Linked DNA regions of Homo sapiens: region 1 is linked to region 2. A link is an interaction called in ENCODE POLR2A ChIA-PET data of the cell type or tissue named here. Cell type or tissue: OCI-LY7. All regions are shown on one strand. Each heading gives the region's core, and the rest is flanking DNA. Links, peaks and the distances in the headings are about the cores only. Region 1 overlaps MSI2 (musashi RNA binding protein 2). Region 2 overlaps MSI2 (musashi RNA binding protein 2).

Evidence for each region. Peaks named below come from ENCODE experiments on the same cell type or tissue, not always from the same donor. Only the 100,000 strongest peaks of a DNase experiment are listed, where the experiment ranks them.
Region 1: POLR2A ChIA-PET joins it to region 2 with 8 read pairs; 2 of 35 experiments call an interaction of 5 or more read pairs at or near these places.

What each region holds. Positions count from the first base shown.
Region 1 is chr17:57,631,073-57,643,340 of GRCh38, forward strand. The region is part of intron 10 of MSI2 (musashi RNA binding protein 2); the gene reads left to right. Among named protein-coding and RNA genes, the nearest start is that of MSI2-AS1, 29 kb to the left of the region's middle. RefSeq lists an enhancer at 7,969-8,771 and a silencer at 12,205-12,268. In OCI-LY7, for the core only: CTCF peaks have their summits at 5,334 (motif pointing right) and 5,536; DNase peaks (open chromatin) are centred at 5,339, 6,109 and 6,439; H3K4me3 peaks cover 2,160 bases; H3K27ac peaks cover 3,501 bases.
Region 2 is chr17:57,402,826-57,415,093 of GRCh38, forward strand. All of the region lies in intron 6 of MSI2 (musashi RNA binding protein 2), which reads left to right. Among named protein-coding and RNA genes, the nearest start is that of MSI2, 150 kb to the left of the region's middle. RefSeq lists an enhancer at 7,887-8,388. In OCI-LY7, for the core only: no CTCF peak of the experiment used is centred there; a DNase peak (open chromatin) is centred at 5,686; H3K4me3 peaks cover 821 bases; H3K27ac peaks cover 1,379 bases.

The sequences.
Region 1 (12,268 bases), core at 4,093-8,092, 230 kb after region 2:
TCTTTTCAGTGTCCTCACTGTATGCCCACTTTACCCACTTCCCACCTCCGGTCCCCCTCATGCTGTGCATGGATCCCGAACCTCTCCCAGCCCCTTTCTGAGTCCCCCTAGCAGGGCCATGCAAGACAGCTAGCTGGGAGAAATGAAAGCACGCCCAGGTCCTAGAGAGCTCCGAGACTCTTCATCCTGGCTGTTCTCACTCATAAACCAGGTAGCCTGGGTCCCCTTTCAGGAAGATGCAATCTGATCCCCTTTATGAAGGGTCCTCCTTTCCACCTGGACTTACCCTTTCTATGAACATCCATCTCATCTGGTTGGGGGTGCAGATATCACTCTTAGTAGAGCCTCATTCTCACCATGTGACATGGGGCTGCACGGACCTTCCTGGGCCACACAGCTGGTGGCAAGTGGCACCTGGCTGTGCCCATCTTCAGAATTCTGTCAGAATAAATGTTCCTAGAGAAGGCTAGACACTGGATAGTTTTTAGAGTGGGGAGTAGTTCTTTTCTAGAAAGGCTGGGTGGTGACCAACCACTCTGGGAACAGCTCCTTCTTCCCACATCCAGGTGTCCACCCCAGCCTGGAATTTGGATCAGGATCCCGTCTTGAATTATTATGGGTTGTGATCAGGGATCTCCCCTGCTTCCTCTCTTTTCCCCACTCTGGACTTCTCATTTCAGTTTAATCTGTTAATTTCTGTTCTTATTTCACTTTGCAGACTATTTGCCGGTTTCACAAGACATAATTTTTATCAACTAGCTCTTAAGAGAGGCATAGCAAAGTGGGGGTTGCTACCATTTCTAGAGAGAGAGGACACAGTCCCGGCCTGGGCTGCCCCCGCTCCAGTCAATGCTCACTGAAAGTCTGTCTTAGCTGCCTGTTTGAATGACTGTTCTTTTTCTCATTTTTAATTCTTGGACTCATGTCCTCATTGCTTCACTCAATTAAAAAAAAATTATTCTCCAGTCCCCTCCCACTTTGCTTCTTGTATGCATTGTGACCGACCCCACTTCCTCAGAATGTAACGGGGCCAGAGGGAAACTTCTCACAAACTTCGTAGAGCCTCCTCAGGGGAAGCTAGGAAGAAGACATCAAATGTTTTTAAGTCATGACCAAACAGGCTTGTTGGGGACATATCATGGGGTGAGCTTTGAAGTGCTGGTGGTCCAGAGGGGTTGCAGATACGTGACTTGGAGCACCCGTGTCTTACGATGGACAGTGATAAAGGTGAACACACAGAGACAGACTATTCTCTAAGAATGTGAGAAACCTGATCTGGAAGAGGAGCTATATAAACACTATCTGACTATCTTTGTCTTTTGGGGCCAGTGGCTGTTGGCATAATCACAAGCCTGTCTGTCTTCGAGAAGGGACAGTGGAGTCATCCAGGTGCTGCCACATGACAGGCACGGTGGGCACCGATCCACAGTGGGCCCCGCCTTCCCCAGCTCGCCTCCCTGCCTGTGCTGGCCTGGCCTTGCCTGCTGGCACCATTGGAGTAGGAGGGGGTGGAACACAGGGGGCCCATCCTGATCAGGCCCCATCTCAAGGTTGGCACTCCTGCCCATCACCCTTAGAAGGATCTTTTCCCATGGCTTGACTTCCTTCATTTCCCTAACTGAAATACACCCACTCTCTTGGAATAATGACGTACCACTCAGTTGGACCCTCAAGAGTCACTGCTTTGTCTGTGCTGGTAGTTTGTGAGAAGTGACCCGCACGCTTCCATTTGATGCATTTGATGTGAGTGAATCCATACATTTGAATGTCATTGTCCTTGAGACCCTACATGTGCAGTTTGGCTCATCTCATTAAAGATGCTTGATGTAATAATTGGTTAGTTTCCTTTTATTTTCCTGCAGGCTTTTCCATGAGTATTATTTTTTTCAAAGAACAAATCTGTATGGCTTTTCCCCATCTCCATATTTTGTTTTGCTATGAATTGCTTTGCTTTGGTGAACTTGTCCTAGTATGCTTGCCTCACAAACGTTTTAGCCATTGTGAATTTTCTTCATCTCTGTAAATAGTTCATCTGTGCTTCTCCCTGATGACGTTTTATTTTTTTTCCCCTGTAAGCAACCGAGGTAGAAAAATAAATTGTTTACCATGGACATACTGTGTGCTGCCGTCTCTTAGCCTGACAGTGTCCTGTTCTCGCTCCGGGGGAGGTGAATGCACTGAATAACCAGCACCGATGACAGCCTAGTGCAGTTTCTAAAAGCATGCGAACTCCCCCTGGCTGCCGCCTGTTCCCAGCCCTCCCTGCCTCCTGGCATCCCCTGTACTTGCTTGAGGTGGTCTGTCCTTGAGCAGAGTGGCAGAGCATCTGCATGCGCCAGCTGCACAGTATCGCCCCGATGCTCCTTCCTCCGCCACGGCTCCCCTCTCAAGTGAAAATGCCACACACATCTGGAGCCCCTCACATCTGTGCACTAGGTGTGTGCGCCGTCTTACCCTCGCGCCCACGGGCCTGTGTGTGGTTGTGCACGTGGCCTGCTTTCCTGACTCCCCAGAGCACTGCAGGCAGAGGAGGCACCAGTGGACAGTGGGAATGTTCTTGGATATGAAGCCGGAGGACCTGGTTTCCAGGTCCCACTTGGCCACTTAGTAGCCATGTGGCCTTGAGCAAGTCATGTATCCCTCCAAGCCCTGAAGATGATGAAAGTGCCTAGTTAGTTGAGTTGTTACAATTAAGGGATAACATGTGCATGAATGTGCCTTGTAAGTTGGTAAATGCTATAAAATTGGAAGTTTTAGAAATAGTGGGCACTGATGTTCTTACTAAGTCAGCTCTCCAGAGTGGTTTTCCCATTTTTATCCCCCATGAGGGATCTGTCATCAGTGAAAGGAATGATACAGGATTCCTACGTGAAGCTAGAGACTTGCTAGGACTTCCTCCCCACCGTCAGGCCCCATCCTTTCTCTTCCCTCCTTCCCTCTCTTCCCTCTTCATTTTGCTATCACCAGGTACTGAAATAGGTACCAGACATCTGGACATGAATAAGACTGACTCCTTCAGATGCTTTTGGGCTACCCAAGGGAGAGAGAAGCAGTGATAAGACCAATTGAACATCATGAGACAGGCACTTCACTAGAGAGAGGGAAGCTCTGGCCAGGCGTAGTGGCTCACACCTATAATCCCAACACTTTGGGGAGGTCGAGGCCGGTGGATTGCCTGAGGTCAGGAGTTCAAGACCAGCCTAGCTAACATGGTGAAACCCCATCTCTACTAAAAATACAAAAAATAGCCCGGAGTGGTGGCGGGTGCCTGTAGTCCCAGCTACTTGGGAGGCTGAGGCAGGAGAATCGCTTGAGCCTGGGAGGCGGAGGTTGCAGTGAGCTGAGATCACGCGGTTGCACTCCAGCCTGGGTGACAGAGTGAGACTCTGTCTCAAAAAAAAAAGAGAGAGAGAGAAGCTCTCTATGCTGTAAGGGTGCAAGGGTGGGCTGCTTGTTCAGAGTGCCCTCTAGAGAAGGTGACACCAGAACTGGGTCTCAAAAAGCCAAATAGAATTAGCCAGGTAAAGAAGGAAAGGAAGTATATCCCAGACAGAGAAATGACATGCTTAGACATTGAATCAGATAGTTTTAAGAAAGAAGAGAAACACAAAAGTAATAAGACACAAAATAATAATGGACTAAACAAAATAAGAATTCATTTATCTCTCATGTAAAAGAAGCCTGGATGTGGCTCCATAATACTCATGGTCTGGGTTTCTTCTCTACTCTCATTCTACTCTCTTCAGCATAAGACTCCACCTCATAGTCTAAGAAGGCTGCTCAAACTCCAGCCATCACATGTTCATCCCAGAAGACTACATCTCTTCCCTTTAGTAATGCTTCCTATAAGTCATGCAGGACATTTTGCTTAGATCCCATTGGTCAGAACTTGGTCACATGACCAGTTTCAGCTGCCTGGAAACCTCAGAGGTGTCTTTTTTCCAGGTAGCCATGTGCTCAGATAAAAATAAAGGATTTTGGTACTAAAAAAGCAGAGTGGAACGGCTACTAGTAGACACTTAGCAATTTCTGCTACATACCTGAGAGAGGAAACATTGCAGGTCCCAGGGACTGTGAGTAGTTCAGTGCACAGGGAGCTTGCAGAAGCATCTTGGGTGGGAGGAGATCTACAAGGCTGGAGCCATGGTGGCCTCCTGAGTCAAGTTTAGGAAGTTAAATTTGATCCCCAAAGCACGTGAAGTACTTGGAGATGATTTCACATACAGAAGTGATGTGGTCGAACTTCCATAGTGAGTCAGAGGGGTTTGGAGAAGTGGGAGGCCATGAGGGTGAGTCTGGAGGATTGTCCCTTCTCTCTGCACCCCATCTCCTCTCCACCTCATCCTCTCTTGGCTCCATCCCTCTCTCCCTGCGTGGGGCTGGCTGGTGGTTCTTTGAGCCCTGCAGTTCTATGCAGTTCTATGGCCCTAACCGCCAAAAGGCCTCTGGGCCAATATTTTGGCAACCAACAGTAGCCTCAGCCACAGAGCACTCGGGGTGGCCAGGAGGCCAAGCTAACGTGTCATGGCTTGGTGCCCAAACCTCCCTCCCAGGATACTGTGTGCAAACGGCAGGGGCAGCACAGCTCCCCAGGCAGGGAGACCCTTCCCCAGCCTGCTGAGCTTGAACTCTGGTTATAAAAGTGCCAGTTTGTGCTCCTACCTCTTCAGCAACGGAAAACAGGTTTGCTCTCGGGTCCTGATGCTGACTGATGAGCACTGGATTCCTGGAGCACTGGCTTCAGAATGATGTTGAGGCCAAGTCCTAGCTCAGCAGAAAGGACGGCTGTGATTAGCGATGTGGCCGATTGCTGTACCAGGAAGGACTCACGGCCTGTCTGCCATGTAGCTTGCCTTCTATATTCCTGTCCAATGATGGTTCTTCGGCGCCAGGTGATTTTCCATCACTCTAAAAGATACGTGGGGGAGTGGGGAGGGTTGGTGTCTGAGGAGAGGGATCTGCTAGCTCAGGGATATCCTGTTCCTCTGGAGGGAAGCCGCTGTAGTCCATTGTCTGTAGGGCTGCTTGCAAGGTAAGCTTCAGTCAAGTCATCAGGTCTTTGAGCAAAGGCAGAGGCTTGTGGTCCGTCTTAGCCTGAGGGGTAGGGCTTGGATGTGGAAATCAGAGTGAAGGGGTCCAAGTTCTCAGGAGGTGGAGGAGCTGGCGTTAGCAAGGTGACCGAGAGAGAAGCCTTGGCCATAGGCAAGGGGCTGCATCCTGAACCTGCTGTCACTCACCTGCCAGATCTGTCTGGTCATTGACATTTTGCAAAACATTCAAAAATGCTGCAGCTGCCATGCTCAAGGCCTAGGACCCTGGCTGGGAGTGGTAACCTGGGCCACCGGGGGGAGCAACTTCAGAGCCCTTCCATCCACCCCCTCCTCTAGCCCACCCAAGTGGCAGAGACCTCTGCGGTCAGTCCCCACTCAGGAGAGGCGAGACCCCGGGGTGCGCTCAGGGAGCTGCTTCCTGCCTTGGCGTCTCCTGTGTCCTGCTCTTTCTGGCCTAGTTCAGTGAGAGCACAGAGTTCCCCTCCCCAGGCTCTGTAATCTTGTCTGCGGAGGCGATTCCAGGCTTGCCTGGACGGCCCCTCATTTTCCTGTAAGTTGAAACTCCCTCTTTCCTCCTGCTTCAGTTTTTAAGGGACTGTTTCCTCATCTCCTGCCCCAGAAATGCCCTCACTAGGACCCCTGACAGACCCTCAGGCTCTGCCTGGTGCAGTGCTTCTGGTTGGCTTCCAGAATGGAGCCCAACCAGCGAGCAATGGCTGGTTTCTTGCTAGTAGGGACACAGATCTTGAAATATCAAGACAGGCTAGTCAGTTTCCCAGGTAGGCTGCCATAAGCATGGACTCGTGCGTCCAGGGACCCCAGCTAGATGCTGCAGCACTGTAAACAGAAATGCTCCCTGTCAAGAAAAGCCCTCCTGACACAGCAGCCCCCACACATCTGTCTCATCACCAGCCCTCTAATCTGAACATCCCTTCAGCCCTTGAGCCTCGTCTCTGGGGATTACCCCTTCCCAGATTAGATCCACAGCCAGATTTCAAATCACAAGCGAGCTCCCTCATGGCCAGCCCACTCCTGCGCCACCTGGCCCTGTGTATACTTGGGGCCTATCCTCTCATTTGAATATTAAAGGCAAGCTTAGACAGGAAAGCATGTCTGCTGCTTTAAAAGAAGACAGAGAAGTAAAATTCAGTGGCACACCCCAAACCCAGACCGACCGCGGCACGAGGCTCGTCGGGGCTGTGGATATGTTGCCACGTTCCTCCCTCGGCGTGGAAAATCAGGAGTTGACTCTATTCCCAGATGAAAGCAGAGCACGGTGCCTAATAGGCACTTAATAAACGTTTGCAGAAATGAATTGGAGCAATCTGAATTGACGAGAATTGTGGGTTTCACTTCCGATCAGCTTTCTGTGCCTCTTGAAGCTCCTCTGCATAAATAAACGGAAATGTGACTAAGTGAGCGCTCAGCTCCCCATGGCAAAGCCCAGAGCCCCGTGTCCTCAGGCAGGAAGCCAGGATACTGAGTTCTTGCCCTTAGCTTGCCAGGAAAATAAGGCCATCTCTAGGCCTCGGTTTCCCCATCTGTCAAATCAGGCTATTGATCCTTCCTCACAGGTTGTTGAGAGGGTTAGTCGGACCGGGAATGATCTAGTGCTTTAGAAAAGGTTAGTGTCATGACCAAGGAAGGCAACCCGGCCCAAGGAGCAGAGGGCCCCGCCAGCTATGGCAGGATGGCAGCAGCTACAGTGAGGGAGGCTGCAGGTGACCCCACACCTCGTCCTCTGTGGACTGAGGCCCCGTGCCCACCAGATCTCATTTTCCTCCACTCCCCACCTGCTTAGGTCCCTGTACCACCAGCCTTGCAAAGTCCCCATTAAGTCTGCTAGCAGGAACTTAATCACCTTTCTTCAAGCCCTTCAGTTTTCATTTCCATCAGCAAAAACACGTGAAAGGCTGCAACTTAAAAAACAAAGCAACAACGAAAAACAGAAAATTACTCAGCATGTGAAATTCTAGGCAAAGAGCAGTGCCAGGCCTGAGGTTCGGGTAGCTGGTGCCTTCTGGCAGCCAAGGACAAAGCAGAAGGCAAAGATGTGTCCCCCCACCCTCTCCTCTCCAGGCTGAAAGGAATCCTGCACAGAGACTTTTTTGCAGAGCCCAGGTCAGCTTGAATCCCCTGCCCCTGAGAGACCCCACCCAGCTGGGTCACTGCCTCTGCTCTCTGTCACTTCAGTTGGGGCAAAGGCACATTCTCTGCAGAGAGCTGGAAATGGTCATCAGCACCCGACCCGAGACAGGGCCTCCTGGGGCACAAGTTGCTGAGCAAGGGTGCAAGGAATTCAGAGCCTGAAGGAGCATCCCACGTGCGGCCAGATGTGTTCCTGAGTGATTGGAGCAGCTGCACAGGGTACAGAGGGAGCCGTTGACTCTGCTGGACAGCCTTCAGGAAGGGGTGAAAACTTAGTCCATTCTGGTGACCGTAATAGAACACCATAGAGTGAGTTGCTTATAAAAAACATAAATTGGCAAGGCACGGTGGCTCACTCCTGTGATCCCAACACATTGGGAGGCCAAGGCGGGAGGGTTTCTTGAGGCCAGGAGTTTGAGACCAGCCTGGGCAACATAGTGAGACTCTGTCTCAACAAAATATTTAAAAAATATTTAAAAAATTAGCCAGGCATGGGGGCACACACCTGAAATCCCAGCTACTTGGGAGGCTGAGGCGGAAGGATCACTTGACCCGAGAAGTTCAGGGTTATAGTAAGCTGTGATTGTGCCACTGCATTCCAGCCTGGGTGACAGAATGAGACCCTGTCTCAAAAAAAGAAAACATAAAGTTATATTTCTCACAGTTCTGGAGGCTGGGAAGTCTAAGATCAAGGTACCAGCAGATTGGACATCTGGTGAGGACCACTTCCTGGTTCGTAGACTGCCATTTTCTTGCTCTGTCCTTTCATGGTCAAAGAGGTGGCCAGCTCTCTGGGGTCTCTTTTATAAGGGCACTAATGCCAATCATGAGGACTCCACCCTCATGACCTAATCACCTTCCAAAGGCCCCACCTCCTAATATCATCACCTTGAGAGTGAGGATGTCAACATATAAATTTTGGCAGGGACATAAACATTCAGACCATAGCGGGCAACATCCGAGCCGAGTTTTGGAGCACGCACAGAAGTTCGCCAGGCAGATGATGAGGGAGGGTATTCCACCTAGAGGGCCAGCAGGAGGCCCAAACACATGATGTGTCTTCCCTCCCTCGCATTCCTACCTCCATGGATTCCCCATCTGGGCAGAGACTGTCCTAGTACTTGGGCTGAGACAGCTGGACAATAGGTTTTGGCATTGGGAAGCCAGTGCCACTCTTCTCAAACCCAGGGAATCCCGGACACATGCTTTGTGAGCCGGGGATGCTGACCCCACCTGTGCCATAGGAGGCTGTTCCCCGACTGGGGCCTTTATGCATACGGCTGTGCAGCCCCAGTGGGCTCTGGATGCCAGCTGGCCAGGGCTGGCTGCCTTTGAGGTGGGAAAGGGAGAGGCAAGTGTAGCCTCCTGTTCCTTCCACTGAGGTCCTGCTGCCCCACCCTGAGTCTGAGCAGATGCTTGGCTGCCCCCAGGGCACGCCTGGTTTTGCAGGGAAAGGTGTGAGGCCAGCCCCACAGTTCCCTTAGTGGGGAACCTGCTTAGGGATTCTACAGTCTTTCTCCTGAAACCCAGGACCAGCTTTGAAGGTGCTGGGATTCAGGTAAGGCCAGGAGCACCTCTCCCCATCCCCCTGTGTCTATCCTGCCTCCTCCACCCATCCATCTCTCCATCCTTCCTTTAGGTGTTTAGCGTATAGTCACCAAGCACTATGTCACAGGCCCTGCCCTAGATGCGGGGGACACAGTGGTGAATGAGAGGTGGGCCCCTGCCTGCTTGTTGGGAACAGAGCAGCAAACAGGATTCCACTCTGGTGGAAGGACCCAGGAAGGCTCCTCTGGTCCAGCCCCTCCTAGAGGAGGTGGGGGGAGCTGGGCAAGACCCTGTTTCAAGGGCAGCACATCAGGGCAGGAGGGCACTGGGAACCATCAGTCCAGCTGACCAGCACAAGCACTGGGGCTCCAGGCTCCGCATTCATGCCTGTGGTGACCACCTCACAGGGCGATGGCCACCCCAGCTGCTTCTCCCTGGCCCTCCGCAAGCCCTTGCCTCCTGCTGTCAGATTAACCCGCCAGAGTTAAGCTCGCACTTCAGATAAGACATACCCCATCACTCACAAGCGAATTATCAATGTTATCTATTAAAGCCCTTTGGATGTGAAATGCCATGTAAATTAATAGGATTTTAGAATAGGAAGGCACCAAAGGGATTTCTCAGCTCCGCTACAGTTATTACCTTGGGCAATAATAATAAAAATAGAAATAAATGTTATTATTCCACTTACCAAGCAACAGATAACCGTGCTGAGCGCCCAACGCCATCATCTCACTGAATCACTGATCTTCACTGCAGCCCTAGGAGGAGGTGTCATTAACTGGGTTTTACAGAGGAGGAAAAGGAGGCAGAGAGGGAAGTTAAGTAACTTGTCTTGGGTCCGACAACTAGTTAAGTGTGGGAGATGGGATTTTAACCACCGTTGTGTACTATTTTCTTTAACCTCTCTGGACCTAGAATTCTTCATCTATTAAATGGGAATAGTAATGTCTTTCTTGTGGTGTTATAGCAAGGACTCACTGAGATGATGCAGGGACGCTCTGTGGCCATGAAAAGTGCTCAGATGGTGGCTGCTGTTGTGTTATCATTAGTGTAATGACTATTTTCTCATCATCAAAACCAAGCTCTTCCATTTTACAGGTGAGGAAAGTAAGGAATAGAGAAGGCCGTCCTCCCATCCACCTTTTCAACAAGGGCTAGAGTGTAGTGGTATAAACTACTGGCTGTTGACATTTTTAGGTATTTCTATACTAGCTGGTAAATGGCTGCTGCCCTGAGCCAAAGTTCCTCCCCACCATGCTGGGCTCTCCCCTGAGACTCCCTGACTGCTCCACAGTCTAGCAGTAAAAGGGTTGGTGGTGTCTGCCCTTCAACATCTGAAACAACGTCACTCAGGAGACAGAAGTGGTGGAGCATCTAGGGGAGGGAACTTAAGATCACAGATGTTCATCTAATCACTGAGCTAGTGATGGGGCCAAAGTAGGAAACCTGGAGTTTTTCAGCAAAAAAAGTCGGAGCGCTCAAGACTTGAGCGTTTGCTGTCCTGGTTGGCAGAGGTGAGGGCCACTGGACTGGGGTCTAGGATCCTGCTGTGGCGGATTCATTGAAAAAGCCCACGTGACATGAAGCTGGGGAGAAAGCAGGCATGGAGAAGGAACCCAGAGAGAGTGTAAGATTTCAGGGGCTCAGCAAGAGACCCTGTTGGAAGGAAGCAAAACTGTGACTCTTCTGGCAGTTGGGTGTCTGAAGTTTTGGGTACAGGGAGAAGTGTAAAAAGCATCGGAACAGGGAACTCTGGAAGGATCAATGGTCAGAACATTCGTAGTTTGTCCTGACACTCATTGGTGGTAGATGAGAGAGTGGCTCAAAATCAGAAATTGCCATTGTTATGAGAAGTTAGGGAAGAGGAGGGTGTGATTGGAAAGAAAAACTGTCAAGATAGTTTGTTGATGCCTCTTTTGAAGCTAGAATCCCTTCACTTTGAAGGTCTCAGTCTGGGTCTCAGAAAGATAGGCAGATAGATGTTTGTTCTGTGGGGAAGTGGGTGTCCCTGGCCTATTGAGGAGCCACAGGCTGCTGGCACAGGGTAGCAAGGGCTGGCTTCAGAATAAACTCCATGTGGACATTCTCTCCCTTGAAGTCCTGCTGGCCAGAGAGTGACGCTGAACCAAGTGTCCTTGTAGGGCTGGGGGCCAGCGTCGGAGCCCTTGTAATGTGTCAGCCATTCTTGATGCTAGCTGTCTGGCCAGCACTGCAGCAAAATGCACATCATCCCCAAGGCCCTGGATGGTCAGGCCAATGATGCCTGAGGCTGGAACTCTCCAGGGCCTCTGAAGTCAGGGATCTGTCCCCTGCCTCCACCTCAATGGGTAGTAACTAGAAAGAATTACTTGTGTCTTGGTCATGTGTCCAGGGCCCAGCTCAGTAGTTTTTTTTAACTGAATTGAATCAAAGTGGTGAGACCTTTTGGGGGTAGGTCAAGATCATAGCTATGGCAATACCTCCATTTTCTTTCTCTCTTGCCACTTGATCTTGGAGAAAAGGATTCATTGGAATGGCCACTCCTGCACTCCCATCTCTGAGGACTGAGTCTTCTGAGTGCTCTCTCTATCTTCAAGTGGCATTTGGTGTAGCCACGCCCAGGTCCTTGAGCTCAGCTAGAAGACCCTAGAGCAGACACAGCCAATGCCTGGTTCCAACCTAGAGGGGTCCAAAGCACAGGTCCCCCACCTTCTTCCTGGAAGAGTGAGCCACGGCCTCCTTTAGCCCAGGCCCAGCTTACCATTAGCCAGTTGTCTCTCCTTGGGCAGTTGATCTGTGTGCAGCCTGTCCTGGGACCCCAGTCCCATAAATAGAGCCCCTTTGCTGTCCACAGCTAGCAACTCTAAGCTCCATGAGGGCAGAGACTGTATGTTGTTCACTGCTATGATTCCAGTGCTTAGAACCGAGCTTGGCCTGTAGCAAGCACTCAGTATTTACTGGGAGGGCACAGGGCTGAGAATGGGTCTTGAGTTATCAGTTCTGCTGCAGCTCACTGCGGAAGTTCTGGGTGACTGCATGCAGGTACTGAATGCTAGGCCCCAGCCCTCTTTGGGGAGGGATTTAGTGATTCAGCGGTAGAATGGGCCCAGGGAGAAGGCTACTGGGCCAAAGTCCCCAAATAGAGCTTTCTGCTTCCTGCCCCCTGAGAGAGTCGCAGGACACAAACTACCTACTGCAGTGTTCTGAGCTCCAGCTGCAAGTTGGAATTCCCAGGAGAGCTTTGGCAGTTTCTGTTGCCCTGGTTGCACCTCAGACAGATTATATCAGAATCTCAGGAGGTAGGGCCCAGGTTGTATTTTTCAAGCTCCACAGGGGATTTCTGGCTGCAGCCCAGGTTGAAAAGGTACCCTACTGGAAGAGGGGAGGCAGGAGGAATTTCCGTGGAATTCAGCTGTGGGCCTGGAGCACCCCCTACGAGTGGGATGAAAATGCCCCCTCTCAGAGAGACTGGAGGAAGGCGTGAGCTCTCCCTCCGCAGCCCAAGACACCACGTTCTGTTGTGGAGACAGGTTGAGGTT
Region 2 (12,268 bases), core at 3,378-7,377:
TCTGGTATTGTCAGCTGGGGATGGATTCATTCTGGCTGGGTCTAAAGAATAGCCAAGTGTGTTGATGACTGTGTACGTTATAGCACTTCTCTCTTCCAGACTGATGTAAAGCAGTAAGGGGGATTTGTCCATCACCCAGCCCCACCCTGCCTAGGGAGAGGGATTGGAAATAATTAAATGAGACAGGTCCGGCTTGCATAATGGAAAGCTCTGGAGGGTGAGCCCTCTTTGCTATCTTTCTGCTTTTAAAACAAGTCCAGGGGTAGTGTTTGCAAACATGAAGTGGGATTTCTTTTTCGAGCCATAACCTGCCTTGGAATCTCATGGGCCTATTTGTGTCAGAAAAGTCGGTGCTGCCCAGATGGGCTTTTAGAGTATTCCAGACAGGCTTCTACTTGCCAACACATAGCACATCTCTGCACGTCCCCAACCCTTGGTTTCTTTCTGTCTCTCTCTCTCTCTTTCTTCCTTTCTGTATTTCTGTTTCTCTCTCTGTTGTTTTTCATTAACACTTATCATTGTGACCCAGTATGCCTCCAGTAAGACACACTGCAAGCTTTGGCCATGCCCACAGTGGCCACCATTGCTGCCCTTAGAACAGTTGTCCTTTTGTCTGAGAAGCAGTCACAAACCATCTTCCCTGGCATGGCACTCGCTGGGTCTGAAGCTGCCCAGTTAATTTTGCAGTAATGTTTGTGGACTCTGGCAGGATGTGCAGACTTATCAAGTGTTTTATTAAAAGACCAAAGAGGCTTTTGAATGTATCAAAGCCATAATGCTCTTCAATGCTCATATTTTAGTAGCTTTTTTTTCATACATAGGTTCTGTGCATTATTTGTGTCTGTCTGCAGAATGGCTTATTTCTCATTTGGCTGGTGGCTTGTGTTACTGTGTGTGTCCCCTTGGGCAGGACTCACCACCTCTCAGGATTCTGGCATAACTTATTTGAATCCAGAATGATCAAAGTCAGGGAGACTCTGCTGCTGGGCCTTGGGAGCACTACAATGATTAAATCCAGTGGTTGTGAAAGGAGGTAACAGGTAAATTGACAGACTGCCTCTCCCCTTCGGTACTTTATACTCTGGTTGAAGGAAACAGAATGAATGTGCACACACACACACACACACACACACACACACTTGCATGAAGTATATTCACACACATGTGTACACCCCCTGTGCACACACATTTCTAACTGTATGAAATTGTTTTTGACTCTCTTTAACCAACTGCAATTTAATGAGGTGTATGCGAGTGCAAAGTGTGGGATACTAGGCCAGGCCATTTACTCACATTATCTCATTTAATTTTTCTCTGGGGGGCTGGTAGTGGTATTCTCCATGTTGTAGACTGTTAAGTGGGGTCTTGATGGGATTGTCTCTTGGACTCAAGGTCACAGCTCTCCAGGAGGTAGAGCTGGGTGTGGACTCCCCCTCCAGGCTTGTCTGATAACAGCATCTGAACTCTGCACCCTGTGCCAACTGCTGATCAGTCCCCAAGATGGACTGACGATGGGCAAGATGCAAAGGACAGGAAGATATTGTGCCCTTCAGTGTGCCCCGGAGTGCTGGGGACCTGGACATTCATCACCTCATTTTACCTGTGCAGCAGATATTGGTATCCTCCAGTCTATTTGGCGAAGGTAGACAGTCAGGGCCAGGGAGGCTGAGTGTCAGCAGAGGTCACCCAGGTAAGACAGTGTAAGAGCCAGAATTCATACCCTACTTCCTTTTCCTCCAAGTCTAGAACTTTCCTTTCACAGCTTCCATGCAAGGTGTACCACTCTCTTTTTAGGTCTCCTTGCCGTCATTCCTCTCTCCTCTCCCTCATCCCATCCTGCCCGAGGTGGCAGCTTCTCCAACTGTTTATTTCAGGTGGCAATCAAGATGGGTAAGACTGCTATCAAGGGGCTGAGCTAAGGGAGTTTAAATATGTCATTACTGTAAGTGGAGTGGGTACAGAGTGACACACCGGGAGCTTTAAATAACTTAAATTGGAGGCTTGTAAACCCTTTTGTGTTTTTCTTCCACCTTCCTCCCAGAAAACACACCCCCTCTCCCCAAGGTTAGAGATGTTGTTACTTGTTTATATTTAAGATCAGGTCACGAAGCGTGGCCACTGGCATAAGGACTCTGCCAACTGAGGTTAACAGCTAACAGGTTGGCAGAATCCACACGTCACCATGAGCTACCCAGGGGTGAAGATGGCATTCCCACCCCTGGGTAGCTGTTCCGGGGTTGTCTGTCCTTGGAGAAGGGTAAGGCAGCAGATACTCCAGGGCTTCATGCTGGGCCTAACAGTGGACTGACCTCCCTGGGACAGCCTGATGGGTTGTTCCTTTGCTGGCCTCGGCTTCTCTTCTCAGGGAAGGGGTTGGAAAACTTAAAAAGGGCCAGATATTAAATATTTGCAGCTTTGCAATCCATGTAGTCCTTGTTGCAGCTACTCACTTCTGCTCTTGTAGGATGAAAGCAGCCATCACCAGCAGGTAAACAGATGCATGTAGTTGTGTGCCAATAAAACTTTATTTACAAAAACAGGTGATGAACCAGATTTGGTCTGTGGACCATAGTTTGCTGACCCCTGGACTGAATTATTCCTGAGGTTAGTTTTAAGCTTGAAAAGTCAGTAATGTAGAAAGTATTCAAACATTAATAGGATGGATAGATTATAATCTAAGGTATCTATAGGCTATAACCAAAATAATACGTTGTCAGTAGTAATAAGCATGGTATATAATCAGCAGTCTAAACCATGTTAGAGTTTATTTTGGGACTTCATGACGCAGGGACAGTGAAGGGATTCTTTATTTGGAAAAAGCCACTATTTATAAACTGGAACTTCATCCTATGAGTAAGAGCCAGAAAAACTGTTATAGTATTTCCATCTCCCTATTTCACCAGCTAGATGTAATTAATGACACTCGGAATTTTTGAGGTCCAGGTTTTACTATGAAGATCCTTTTACTGTGCGCTGTTTCTGAATTGGAGTTACTGGTGCTAAGCTTTCTAATGCATTTTACAATGTGCTTCTCAAGGGTGTCAAGTGAGATGGTTGGCAGATCTATTATGTAGGTGGTGAGGCTGATGTTGAGAAAGGTGAGGAAGTTCTCCAAGATCACTCAGCCCATGCTGAGGAGAGCCTGGATAGTCACTTGTTTGTGCACAACCTACCCTTCGCCTCTTTTTACTTTTATAAAGCCCCACCTCCCACTTTACCACCAAGCAGCATCTTTCTCAGAAGGAGCAGGTTTTGTTCATTTGTCAAAAACGTTGATATACAGTAATTTGTTTTACTGCCCTGGGTTTCTTAGTGGACGTTATCTGTGTTCCTGATTCCATACACACAGGAATGATGTATATAGGCCATTCCAAAAAATGGCAGGTAAATGATGCTCCAGATATGCCCGTGTAGACCCTGGCGACGAGGCGGCCTGTTCTGCACTGTTCTCCCGGCAGAGCCACCCGGAAGAGCCCAGCCTGGTAATTAAAATGCACTGGATCAAAGAAACTCCACACACACGGGCTTCCTCCTTCTCCCCTTCAGGCCCCTCCTTCAAGTACCGGTTTCTTAAATTCTCACTTATAGGATTTTGGAGATCAAAAAGAGGCCTTTAAACTTAATGAATTCTCCGCTTCGTCCCGGATGGAGCCGTTCCGCACCTTTCAGCTGTTCCCGGGAATGATAGGGCAGCTCAGTGCCGAGCTCGCTAGGTAATTCTCGCTTTCTAGAACTCCTGTGAAAGCAAAGCAGCCCGCATTTGGAGGCTTCCAATTATACTTCACATGGTGAACTGTGTAATTAGTTTGGAAGACTTATGCTTAGTCATTGGTTTATCCTAATCGGCTTTGGCTTTCCCCAACAACAAAGTGAGCTTATTTTGCTAAGCTGAAACGACTCTGCACCCTTTGTTCCTGCCTTTTATTGTCTCATTCCTTTCATTCTGTGTTACTGCCAAAGTTCTGTTTCATTAGGCCTACAAGTCATTTCCAATTCAGTGGGCTGCTACAATCCGGCCTTTATCACGGGCTGCTCTGGTTCCCATGTCCCTTCTGGGCCAGTGCCTGAGTTTGTGGTTTGACATGAGGGCTTTAACCCCTTCCTGTGCCAGCCCCTCACTGTGGTGGCCGGGAAGAAAAGGCCTTCCAGGAACCGGCGTGGAAAGTTACAGCTCTTGAGGTCTCGTCAAAGTGGGAGATCGCTGTGGAAACCAGGTGAAAGGGTCCTTGGAGCCCTTTGTGTCGGATTGGGGTTGTGTGGGGGCCCATAAAAGTTAACTTGAGCTCTGGAGAATGGTGTGTGAAAGCTTTTTAGGGGAAGAAAAAAAGAAAACAAGAGTGAATTGTTTTTTTTAATGTAATGAGACCTTCCCGTTTATCCGGCCAGCGTGGGCGATTGTGGGTGAGTGAGGCCCGAGGAAGCGCTGGGTGCCTGCGATCTCCCAGCTCCGGGGTTTTCTGTGCAGGTGCGAAGCTGCATTCATGGCCCCCACTCAGACACCCCTTTTGATACTGTATGTGTGAGGAGAGTCATACCTGGAATAAAAGTCTCATAAAGCCCTTTGAAATTTAAAAGGCATGAGATCTGTGAGAAGATAAATAAGCCTGAGAGTGGACTGTGATCCTCAGGTAGTGTTTTCTTGCTTTAAATGTGTGTCGTAGATAAACAGAGCTCTGTGCAGTGTGGTTCTCTCAGAGGAGGCTTGGAAAACAAAAGTCTTGTGTGTCCTTTGTGGACATCTGAGCTCCCGTGAGGCTTTGTCCTCTGAAGTGGTTCATGTAGGTGGGTTGCCCGGGGAGTGGTCAGCCTCCCGGGCCTCACCCTGTCCTCTGCTCCACCTTTTTCTGGAGAGCCTGGGTGTTGCCCTTCAGACCTTCTTCAACGACAATTGTAGGCTGGACCAGGAAGGACCATGCGCACGCTCTTCCCTGGCTGAAGGCTACTTTTGTGTTTAAATTTTCTTCCTCTAATAGCCCAGAACAAAGCCAACACTGTCCCCATGTTTTATTAATCTTCTGCCTGGTTTGTGTCAGCATCTCCCTCTGGAAGTGTGTCATAAGGGGAGGGGACTTTATTTGCCCCCTGACCCCTGGCCAAGCTGCTCAGTGGGAAACAGCACAGCGAGTAGACAGGAGAATCCTGCTTCCTCTGCCTCCTCCACCTTCTAGGCCAGGTGGCAGAGGCAAACAAACCTTACCCATGAGTAATATGATCCTGGGGCTTTGCAGGTAAACCCTCCTGCTAAACAACTTTGTGTTTTCCTGGTGAACTTTTCCTCCATAGACTGATTTCGGCTGAAGCCAGTAAGGTTGTCGAGTTCTAAAGATTGAGCACCCTAACGTTACTTCTCTTAAATTTTCGTATTTTTGCTTCAAAAAGGAGATTCTGAAATACTGGGTTTCTAGGAAAACTTCCCATTTCCCTCTTAGTATATAAAATATAGCCAGCTGTTGTTAGGCAAAGGCATCAGACATTATTATTGCTCGTTAACAGTGTTTTAAAATATACAAATAGAAAACTAGGATGCCTTCTGGGTAGCAAGCTGGGAAAACTTTGAGATTGTGCTAATCAAATGCCATGTGCATTTGCATAGTAGGTAGAGGAACAAGGCCGAATAGAAGAACAAGGCTCAAACTTCAGCTTTGCTGTTTGACCGCATTTCCTGGTATGATTTAGCTGTATTTACTTTTTCTGCTGCGGCAAGGAGAGGAGAGCCAGCGGTAGGGGAGCCCTTGGGCACAAAGGAGTTAATGAGCCCTGGGTGGGTAGGGGCGGGGGGGCGGTATGAAGTACTTCCACCAGCTCACCTTCCCAGAGTCCTCCTGGGCCCTCTGAAGACGTCACTTAACAATGGAGTTGTTAGTAGGAGAAAATAAAGCCTTTTTCTCCCTAGATGTAGTTCAGTGGGAACTGAAAGTGTACCAGAAATCATGGTTCAAGCTTGTGCCAGTGGGTGCAAGGGGTGGTTCTTATGGAGGAGAAAGCGCAGTTCATTTAGACTTGGCATTGAAATCGAACTCTGTTGTTCGGTGGAGTGAACATTGATATGGAGATTCCCACCCGCCCCCCACCTCCGTAGGATACCCCCTTACACAGGTCCTGTATGCTTTTCTTTTTCTTCCATTTTCTTTCTTTATTTTCTTCTTTTGTCCTCTTAGAAATAGTCTCTCTGTAGACCGGCCAGATTTGTCAAGTTACCACCCTCTAAATTTTTACAGCTCCGTATATTCAGACTTGGTATTTGTGAATTAGCTAAAAGTGGGCTGCCAATCTGTACTTTATTTACATTCGAAGCCATATTAGTGAGAGCCCCAGAAAAAAATGTTAATATGCAGGAAGAGGCAAAAGGGTTGAGTTTCTGACTGTTGCTAACCTCACCACTGCCTTTAAAACCAATCATGAGGCACACGGCTGATATTTAATAGCTTTTAGCTGATTATTTTTCTTCTCCTCCTCTTTCTTTTCTATCCAAGTTGACCTGGGTGTACTTGAGTGGAAATGAAGTCATCCAAATGCTGAATTAGAATAATCACAGGCCTCTAAGAATGAAATGGAAGCAGAGATTAAATGGCGGAGGGAAAGCCGGCATTAATAAGGACCAGGAAAACTTTGCATAAAATAAATAGGAGATGGAATAGATTGAATTTGTATATGCTGCTTCCATTTCTTCCTCCATTTTGTGTTGTCTTCCTAAGTCGAGTTACTGGCAAAGTGGGATTTGATTTGCCACAAGGACTCATACCTTCTGCAGCCTAGGTGATGGGCCTTTCTTCTTTGTGGGACGTTTGTGTGACCATTGATGTTTCCAGGAAGGAAGAATCTGATGGAGGGGCTGTTACCATGAAATGTTGATGATTACTTGGTACAAGTAGTGCGTGGGAGACAGATGAAAGAGTGTGGGGCACAGGCACAGTGGCTCACGCCTGTAATCCCAGCACTTTGGGGGGCCAAGGCGGGCGAATCATGAGGTCAGGAGTTCGAGACCAGCCTGGCCAACATGGTGAAACCCTGTCTCTACTAAAAATACAAAAAATTAACTGAGCGTGGTGGTGGGCACCTGTAATCCCAGCTACTCGGGAGGTTGAGGCAGGAGAATCTCTTGAACCCAGGAGGTGGAGGTTGCAGTGAGCCGAGATCGTGCCACTGCACTCTAGCCCGGGTGACAGTGTGAGACTCTGTCTCCAAAAAAAAAAAAAAAAATGGGGAGTATGGGAGCCAGTGCACCACAGGCCAACTTAATATTATGATGATTCCTCCTCGTAGGGAGAAGACCTGGGCAGGATGCAGGTAGGGTGACTGGTTGTCTGGGTTTGCCTGTGACTAAGGGGGTTTCTAGGAACTTGGGCCTTGCAAACTAGAATGAATTGGTCACCTTCAAGCGGAGTCTGGAGAAGTCAAGACACTTGGCCTGACACTCTAAAAGGGTCAGCATCTTCCTTGACCACCTCCAAGGAGATTTAAATACTCCTTCCTGCGTGCTCCAGAACACTAACTTCATACCTGTTTACATTCTGCCTTCTTCATTTAATCCAGCTGCTGGGTAAACAGCCAGCATGGGGCCTTGCGTGAGCACAGGCCGGCAAGTGTTAGATGAGCAAGTGGCTGCTGAAGGCAGGTCAGACAGACCCACAGTCTGTCTGTCTGTGCACCCCTCTGGGCTTCTATTTGGCGATTATTTCTGTGTCTCTTGAAAAAAAAAATTCTGCCCCAATGTAGCGAAAAGTGAGCTTCTTGTAGTTAAAGAGCAAAATAAGGATTTAATTAAATTAAAAAAAAAAGAAAAGAAAACCCAGCAGAGTGGTTTGTTTACAGGAAGTCGTTTTTAGGTGGTCTGTTATAGAAGATGTAATTTGTGAAAGTAGATTAGTTGTAAATTAGAGATTTTGGGTTGTCGAGGTCGCTAACCATCTTTTATAATTGGCGGCAGAGGTAAATATTTTCAGATTTGCTTATAGAGTGTTAGTATTGACAAAACAATTTAAGGTGTTTTTCACTTAAGGAAAAATAAGTGAGAGTATGGAATGATCAGAGACGGGCTTCCTGATCTTATTCCCAGCTTTCTTATGGAATGACAAGGGTATGGAAAGCAACAGGGAGATGAAATGCTGGAGTAGTTTGCAAGGGAGCTTGCAGATTCTCTGATAGGGAAACAGTTTTATTTATTTGTTTATTTATTTTATTTTACTTATTTATTTAGAGACAGGGTCTCACTATGGTTTCCCAGGCTGGAGTGCAGCAGCACGATTTCAGCTCACTGCAGCCTCAGTCTCTGGGGCTCAGGTGATTCCCCAACCTCAGCCTCCCAAGTAGCTAGGACTACAGGCATGCACCACCATGCCTGGCTAATTTTTTTGTATTTTTAGTAGAGACAGGGTTTCACCGTGTTGCCGAGGCTGGTCTCAAACTCCTGGACTCAAGTGATCTGCCTGCCTCAGCCTCCCAAAGTGTTGGGATTACAGGCGTGAGCCACCACACTCAGCCGATTTTTATTCTTTAATAAGAGCAACCCATTTCTTTTATCAACAGACTTGTTTTCTTAGCAAAAAGGGAGGACGTATTGATGTCACTGCTTTCCATTCAACTAAGTTGGTATTTGTGTTCAGATTTAGGGATTCCTGTTTGCCCGAACCGTTCATGTATCTTTTACCTTGTAATTGTCCCAACAGCCCTGTGAGGTAGGATAATTATCCCTATTTTAAAATTAGGTAAGGAAGACTAGGAGAGCATAAATGACTATGTAAGACCCCTTAGCCCAACAGCAGTGGGGCCCAAGGTTCAAATCTAGACTTCCTGGGTGAGGACTCTGGGTTTGTTGTTAAACTTAAGCTGTTTATCCTGAGGTGATCTTCTTTGGGGTGGCCCTGACCAGTTGTTTGTAGTGCCATAGAGTTACTATGGTATGGCCAGGCGCAGTGGTTCACACCTGTAATCCCAGCACTTTGGGAGGCTGAGGCGGGTGGATCATGAGGTTAGGAGTTTGAGACCAGCCTGGCCAACATGGTGAAACCCTGTCTCTACTAAAAATACAAAAATTAGCAGGGTGTGGTGGCGGGCGCTTGTAATCCCAGCTACTCAGAAGGCTGAGGCAGGAGAATTGCTTGAACCTGGGAGGCAGAGGTTGCAGTGAGCCAAGATCACACCATTGCACTCCAGCCTGGGCGACAAACCAAGACTCCGTCTGGGGGCGGGGCCGGGGGAAGAATTACTATGGTACCTCTTTGAGGAAAGTCACTCTGACCTTCCTCTCTGTCACCCAGGCTAGAGTATAGTGGCGCGACCTCAGCTCACTGCAACCTCTGCCTCCCAAGTTCAAGCAATTCTCCTGCCTCAGCTTCCTAAGTAGCTGGGTTTACAGGCGTGTGCCACCACGCCTGAATAATTTTTGTATTTTTAGTAGAGACAGGGTTTCGCCATGTTAGCCAGGCTGGTCTCGGACTCCAGACCTCAAGTGATCTGCCTACCTCAGCCTCCCAAAGTGCTGGGATTACAGGTGTGAGCTACCGCACCTGGCCAGTTTGTCTAAAATATTTTATATTAGAACAAATATTATGGCACAGAATGCAATATTTGCATAATTCTTTTTTGAAACACTGTGATACTTGCAGACACTTCAGGATCGCTTCTGGCTGCATCAGTTCCTGGTCATTCTGGGCTGTCCCTTAACGTACTTTGCCTTTAGGAGGAGTACATAGGTAGAAAAGTTGAGAATCTCTATTGTTTACTCCTTAGTATAGGGGCTGGCAAACTTTTTCTGCAAAAGGCCAGATAATAACTATTTTTAGTTTTGTGGCCCAGATGGTCTCCTAGAACCATTCAGTTCTGCCATGCTATCACGATGACAGCCAAAGACAATATGAAAATGAATGGTTGTGGCTATATTCCAATAAAACTTTATTTACAAAAGTCAGGAGGCTGCTGGTTTTGGCCCTCAGACTGTATAGTTTTCATACCCCCTTGGCTGAGCATATTGCCTGCTAATAAGAGCATAGGTTGTTTACACTCAGTCTGTCTGGTATTAGACCCAGCTCATCTGTTTACTAGCTTGGTAACCTTGGGCAGGTCATTTAACTTCTTCCCACCTCACTTTCTTTATCTGTAAAATGGGGATAATGATGGTCTTTAACCCATAGGGTTGTCATGAGGATTAAATGAGCTAATGCACACATAGTTGTTAGCATCCTGCTAAGAAACAGAGTGAGCACTTAACAAATGTTAGAAACATGAGCTGGTGGTGTTATTTTCAACGTTGGAGACTCAGGTCCTCTGAGACTCTGGAGTTTCCACTTTAGTCCTGTCTAGCAGTAGGCTTGCTAGTGCAACAGCCTTTATATACACACACACACACACTCTCTCTCTCTCTGTCTGTCTCGTTCTCTCATTCATCTTTTCCATCTATCCTGTGGGGGAGCTTACCACTCAATTCTTCTACCCACCCTGGCAATGATGCAAACTAAAAAGCCCTTCCTGCATCTTCTGAGCATAAAGACGACGATTCAGTTTTATGCAATTTTGGTGGGATGTACCTCGAGTTCCATCCGGCTACCCCGCTGCTTCCAGTTTGTGGAACTGACTTGCCGGTTGCCCTGGCTTTGATGAAAGAGTTGAACCGATGTAGGCCCAAAGAGAGTTCTTCTGGGTGGATCCTTCTGATGAACACTCTTTACATTTCTTTCTCGAATAATTAAACTTTTTTTGGTAACGGATACTGCCTGGAAATTGTCCCAGTATCATTTGGCTGATGTTTGTTAAAATATCTTTATATATATTGATCCACTAATCTGTTTATTGCATTTATTTTGCCTCCTGGGAGAGCTTTTCAGATCCTCATTTAAGTTTTTCTTTCCTTTTCCTTTACATATGATTCTAATAAGCTTGGTTTTCTGGCTTCTTTTAAATTTATAGCAAATATTAAGGGGTGGAAAGATGTTAATAAACTCAGTGTAAAGCGAGAGGGAGAAAACCTATAAAAACAAAGAGGCTTCGATCTTGAAAAGCTCCGCAATGTAGGACTGTTTAGTGCAGGGAAACAGTCATCCTTCCTCATTAGGCCCACAAGGCATTGCATCTACAGCCTCACGCATCATTCATTTGTTCATTGATTCATTCAGCAGACCTTGATTACCTTGAATGCCAGGTACCGAGCTAGGAGCCAGGAGCACCTTGGTGAGTGGAACAGACAAGATCCTTGCTTACTTGGAGCTTAACAAGCATGGGGTGTGGGTGGCGGAGGACCAGCCAAAAGCAAGCAAGGAAATAATAAAAATAATTACAGATTGTGTCATCAAGGAAAGAAACCAGGAGCTGAGAGAATCCATAATGGGAATACGGAAGAGGGAATCTTGGCTTATCAAGAAGTCAGATATGTGTAGTCTCTTTGCCTTGACCTGACTGTAAATTCCACCAAGTGGGGCTGGGTCTGTTTACTCACCCTGTAGCACCAGGACTGGCCTATGGCCTGGGCAGTAGTTGGTGCTCAGTAAACAGTGGTGGAATGAATGGATCCTCTGTATCGGAGGGCAGGGAAGTTCCAGTCATTGGAGAAGGAGTTTCAAAGGGTAAAATTAGGATTTTTTTTTTTTTTGAGACAGAGTTTCACTCTTGTTGCCCAAGCTGGAGTGCAGTGGTGCAATCTTGGCTCACTGCAGCCTCTGCCTCCTGGGTTCAAGCAACTCTCCTGCCTCAGCCTCCCAAGTAGCTGGGATTATAGGCGCCTGTCACCACGCTTGGCTAATTTTTTGTATTTTTTGTAGAGATGATGTTTCGCCATGTTGGCCAGGCTGGTCTCAAACTCCTGGCCTTAAAAGGAGGTGAGCATCTGCCCGTGTTGGCCTCCCAAAATGCTGGGATTACAGGCATGAGCCACCCTGCCCAGCCAGGATTTTTCTTTTTAAAATGGGGCATTAAGAGAGTATATTCCATTATCTGGAGCATTTCCTTATGTGAAACCCATTATTTCCCTGCATCCTAGGATCCCTTAGCTATTTCCAACCCGCAGCAAAAGCTTAATAGAACTAAGGGAATATCTGGGCAGGGTGAGCTGGTCAGTAATGCCCTTTTCAGAGTCGGTAGATTCTCAGGCAGGTTTCGGCATAGAGGGTAGACACAGAGAAGGGAAGGATGTCAGGAGGGTAAAAATTGGGATATGCAACTCTGTTTCATCTTCTCTCCTTCTCTTCTTTCTGTCTTTGGTCTAAGAAAAGCAGTAGACTTGCTGCTTGGGAGGTACCAGGGTAGGTCAGTGACTTTGAAAAGCTGGTGAGACGGTGAG